Linked DNA regions of Homo sapiens: region 2 is linked to region 1. A link is an interaction called in ENCODE POLR2A ChIA-PET data of the cell type or tissue named here. Cell type or tissue: Panc1. All regions are shown on one strand.

Region 1 (2,500 bases):
ACTCCAGCCTGAGCAACAGAGCAATACCCTGTCTCAAAAAAAGAAAGACAGGAGATTGGGGAGGCTGAGGTCTCTTGTTTTATTATTCACTGCTGCCACCCCAACACCACATGTGGAAGCCACCACCACCACCACCACAAAAAAAGGTATCCACAGTTTTTTTCTTTTGAGACTGTCTTGCTCTGTCACCCAGGCTGGAGTGCAGTGGCGCCATCTCGGCTCACGGCAACCTCTACCTCCAGAGTTCAAGCAATTCCCCTGCCTCAGCCTCCTGAGTAGCTGGGATTACAGGGGCCCGCCACCACATCCAGCTAATTTTTGTATTTTTAATAGAGATGGGGTTTCACCATGTTGGCCAGGCTGCCAGGCTGGTCTCAAACTCCTGACCTCAAGTGATCCGCCTGCCTCAGCCTCCCAAAGAGCTGGGATTACTCGTGTGAGCCACTGTGCTTGGCCCCACCGCCCCACATTTTTTTTTTTTTTTTTTTTTGGAGATGGGATCTCACTCTGTCTCCCAGGCTGGAGTGCAATAACCAATCACAGCTCACTGCAGCGTCAACCTCGCAAACTCAGGTGATCTTCCTACCTCAGCCTCCTGAGTAGCCGGGACCATGGGCACGCACTACCATGCCCAGCTAATGTTTACAAAATTTTTGTAGAGACGGGGTCTCCCTATGTTGCCCAAGCTGGTATGTTCACTCTTCATCTCAAAACATAGCCAGGAAGCTCTAGCCAGGAGCACTTCTCTTTCCAACACCCTGAAAAACAGCTCATAAAGCTGAAATGGGGGCTGAGGGGCGTGCCACAAGATACATCCCAGGGGTATGGGAACTGGGAGCCTCACTGCGTGACCTCAGGCAAGGCCCTCCCCTCTCTGGGCCTCCTTTTCCTTGGCTGTATAATGAGGGATTGATCTAAATTGTCTCCCAGGGCCCTTTTACTTGGACCATGTGTCTCCCTCCCAAAAGGAAAAACTAGAGGGAACCAAAAGATGTGGGTGGTTTCCCTTGTTCCATCTCCAAGCCCCAAATTTGGATGAAAATGTCCAGTGTGACATAGATTTAATATAAACACTCGTGCATTAACACTCACAAATACCCCAAAAGGAGTCCCAGATGGGCTATTTTTATCCCTTAAAACACACACACACAGAAACACACAACACTCCAATCCCCATCACCCGCACTTGGTCAGTATCTCCAGTTGGTTTTTACGAGAAGAGAGAGTTCCAGTTAAAGGGAGCTAATTAAACAGCTTTGACTTGGGGCGGGAAAGAGGCTGTCGAAAGCCTCCTCGCTGGGCATGATGTCACCACAATTGTGCGTTTCTCATGACCCAAGAATGTGAATGTGTTTGCACTGCACGTCGGAGCCAGAGCCGGTGATGCAAGCACAGCCTGGTAAACAGGCCCCAGACAGGCAGGCCCTGTGAGGAGCCGTGGTGCAGAGGCCTGGCAGGGGCCCAGCTAGTGTTTAACTCCTTCCTGGCAGAACTGGCTGCTGGGCCGCTAAGGTTTGGTCAAGGAGCCTTCTCCACCCGTCCCTGCTTCTCTCTGAGGCACAGTCCCTGTTAGTGGCAAGCCGTCAATCTGGAGCCACAGTAGACCTGCATTCCCACCCACCTGCAGGTTTTGCTCGCTCAGGAGCCTTGGGTAGGTGACTCTCTGGTCCCGAGTCTCAGTTTTCTTATCTGTACAATGGGAAGAGGAATCAGGCCCTCAATCTCATACCTACAGCTCCAAGTTCAGAAAATTCAGACAGCCAGAGGCTTTTCTGCACACTTAGTGAAAACTCATTCAGGAGCAATATCTGACCTGGATTGACTGAGGGTGTGCAATCTGTTCATTTCACTTAGAGTCAATACTCACACTTCTAGCTACAGAAATATTCGTATGTTTCATTGGAGATGGATGGATCCAGACCCCACTGGATTACCTTTTAAAATCTAAAAAAATCCTGAATTCTGAGGCTGGGAGCAGTGGCTCATGCCTGTAATCCCAGCACTTTGGGAGGCCGAGGCGGGAGGATCACTTGAGCCCAGGAGTTTGAGGTTGCAGTGAGCCATGACTGTGCCACTGCACTCCAGCCTGAATAACAGACCGAGACCCTGGCTGAAAAAAACAAAAATGAATTCTGAAACCTATCCAGCCACAAGTGTGTTGATCAGGTCTTATGGGCCTGAGGCACCTGCCTCTAGCCTGTTGGGAAACTTACTGAGCGACTGCCTTCTGCTAGAATGTCAGCCCCCAAGGACAGGGCTTAACTCTGTCCCCGATGTGTCTGCAGCAGCCAGTGCAGTACCTGGCATGTAGCAAGCACCCAAACAATAGTTCTTGAATCTTTAGCTGAAGTTATTCATCCCCCATACATGCCATGGTGGTGAATATGGGAAACTGAGGCCCAAGCCTCTGAGCTGGTCTGCCCTAGATCTTTTCCCACAGATGATGTTCTGACTTTCCCCCCAAAAAGGTAGCTGTTCACCTTTCTCTGCCAGCAGCTCA
Region 2 (2,500 bases), 380 kb before region 1:
TTTCCTGCTGGATTAGTATTACCAAAGCCTCCTGTTCTTTTCACTGTACTCTTCCTAGTTTTATGTAAGGTAACAGCAACAATTGAGCAATCATTTTTCCTGGGGAGGCAGACCACGGAGTCGAGGAACTAATAACTAATTTAATTTCTCCAGTATAATCAGAGTCGATTATTCCCATATGTACAGTAACACCTTTTAAATTCAGACTAGACCTTTCAAATAATAGACCTACTGTTCCTGAGGGTAAGGGTCCCCTAACTCCCGTGGGGACCTTTGGTGGCTCCCCAGGAAGTAAGGAGATGGGAATTGTGCTGTAGACATCTATGGCAGCACTGCCTGCTGAGGCGGGGGACAACTGTTGTACGTTTGTAAGGGTACTGGCTGTGCCGGGTATGCCTTGGTTTGTTGAGGGGCTCGAGGCGGGCCCCTCTTCCCATTTCCCGAAAGAGGTTGTCCATCTTTGCTAAATTTATAATGACACTGACTTTCCCAGTGATTGCCTTTCTTACACCGGGGACATACACCGGGACTTTTCTGTTGATTGATGGTAGTTTTTGCCTTTTGATTTCCTTTTCTACATTCCTTTCTTGTGTGTCCAAATTGCCCACAATTAAAGCAAGATCCTGAGAAATGGGGCATATTGTTTCCTACTCTTAAACCAGCCATAGTCTGATCTAAAAGAGTAGCCTTATATAAGTTACCTCCAATGCCATCGTAAGCCTTAATATATTCAGCTAAATAAGCCTTCCCTCTCAGGGGTCAAATAGCAGTTTGACACTCTGCATTAGCAGTATCGTATGCACGAAGCTGTGTTACAACATCCTGTGCTGTTTTATCAGTTATGGCTTTATACACAGCCTCTTGGAGTCAAGCAATAATATCAATATATGGTTCTTTGGGTCCTTGTCAGACAGAACTGAAAGAGGGATATTTTTCCCTTGTAACATTTATCCTTTCTCATGCCTGTAAGCACACAAAGTGCAGCTAAACAATGGCAACATCCTTCATTACTGCTTGATTTTCTAATCGACCCCAGTTGGGGCCAACTCCCATTAACCGTTCAAAGGAAACAGGCACAGGTGGCTGCACTTGTGTGTTTTCCCTTGCCTGAGTTTGAGCTTCATCAGTCCACCAAGTTTTAAACTGTAAATACTGAGACGGAGTGAGAACAGATTTTGTCAACGTATCCCAATCATATGGTATTAATTTATTATCAGAGCCATATTTTTAAAGTTTGCACAAAAGGAGGGTTCGGTCCGTATTGACTAATGGCGTCCTTCAATTCCTTTAGTAACTTAAAAGGAAAAGTAGCCCAATTAGCTATATTAGCCCTGCCTCCCTACTGGATTATAGTAACGGGAAATTGCCATGCTTCAAGGTCTCCCTCAGCTCTAGCTTTTTGAATAGAATTTTGTATAGCACCACCAATTGCTCCAGTTTTAATGTTGCAACTACAGAAGCAGTAAGTTTTTCGGCTAATTTATTTTCTTGCCCATTAAAGGGAGAGAGAGGAGGTGGCCATTCACTTAATTCAGCAGGTGGAGCCGACAGGCTAGTAAAACATACTTTTTTCAGTTTTCCTTTCTTTCATCTCCTCCGGTAGCTGTTCCTCACACTCAGAATCTGAAGTTAGTTTTTTACACTTGTCCTCCTCTTCCTCATCTGAATCTGCCTCATGATCTGTTTGAAATGGCTTAAGAGCTGCCTTTATTAGCACCCACATTGACCAAACGGAAACTAGAACTTCTGCTCCCTCTTTATATGCCTTTTTAAAGTCTCCCCCAGTTCTCTCCCATTTATTCAACTCCATAGTCCCTTGTTCAGGAAACCATGGGCAAAACTGCTTTACTGTACTAAAGAGTGATTAACAAATTGTGAGTACTAACTTTCATGCCCCCCTCTTTGTAATAAATGCTTTAAGAAATCTAAATAAGCAGAATGTCTGCTTTCACTTTGTCCCATTGTTACCCTGGTTCTTCCCAGTGCTCAGCTTTCCTGCCGAGCTTCTTTTAGACGTTCGACGTTCTTGGGTGTCCTGTGACAATGTGTCCTCCGCTTTCACATGCTCTAGTGTTCCTTCACCGGGGTCTTTGTCGCCCCACGTTGGGCAGCCAGGAATGTTGGGGTGATCAGACCCAACACCAGGTTGTGGGGACGACGAAGTCTGGTGGAGTCAAAGGAATGAAAAAAAAGTTTGAGAGAGAAAGTGGGACCAGGGGTCATGGCGAGTGTGGAAGCTGCAAAGGCCCTGGAGCTCTGGAAGCCCATGCTATTTATTGATGCTCAAACAAAGAAACAGTTGGTGAGGATGTGGGAGTTGAAAGGAAACAGTGTATCAAGTGAATGAGAAACATATAGCTGCTTGAGATAATGGGAGTGCTAGAAGCAAGGAGCCAGCAATTCTAGCAGACATGCAACCCCTGCCTCAGCTTCTCTCCCAACACTCAGCTTTTCTCCCAACACTGTTTGAAGGCAGGGACCAAGGATCCTCCAAGATTCA

The links. Peaks named below come from ENCODE experiments on the same cell type or tissue, not always from the same donor. Only the 100,000 strongest peaks of a DNase experiment are listed, where the experiment ranks them.
Region 2: POLR2A ChIA-PET joins it to region 1 with 15 read pairs; 1 of 35 experiments calls an interaction of 5 or more read pairs at or near these places.

Annotation. Positions count from the first base shown.
Region 1 is chr22:31,054,396-31,056,895 of GRCh38, forward strand. No RefSeq gene overlaps it. Among named protein-coding and RNA genes, the nearest start is that of SMTN, 26 kb to the right of the region's middle. In Panc1, no CTCF peak of the experiment used is centred here; a DNase peak (open chromatin) is centred at 1,366; H3K27ac peaks cover 773 bases.
Region 2 is chr22:30,677,465-30,679,964 of GRCh38, forward strand. No RefSeq gene overlaps it. Among named protein-coding and RNA genes, the nearest start is that of DUSP18, 11 kb to the left of the region's middle. In Panc1, no CTCF peak of the experiment used is centred here; no DNase peak of the experiment used is centred here; H3K4me3 peaks cover 241 bases.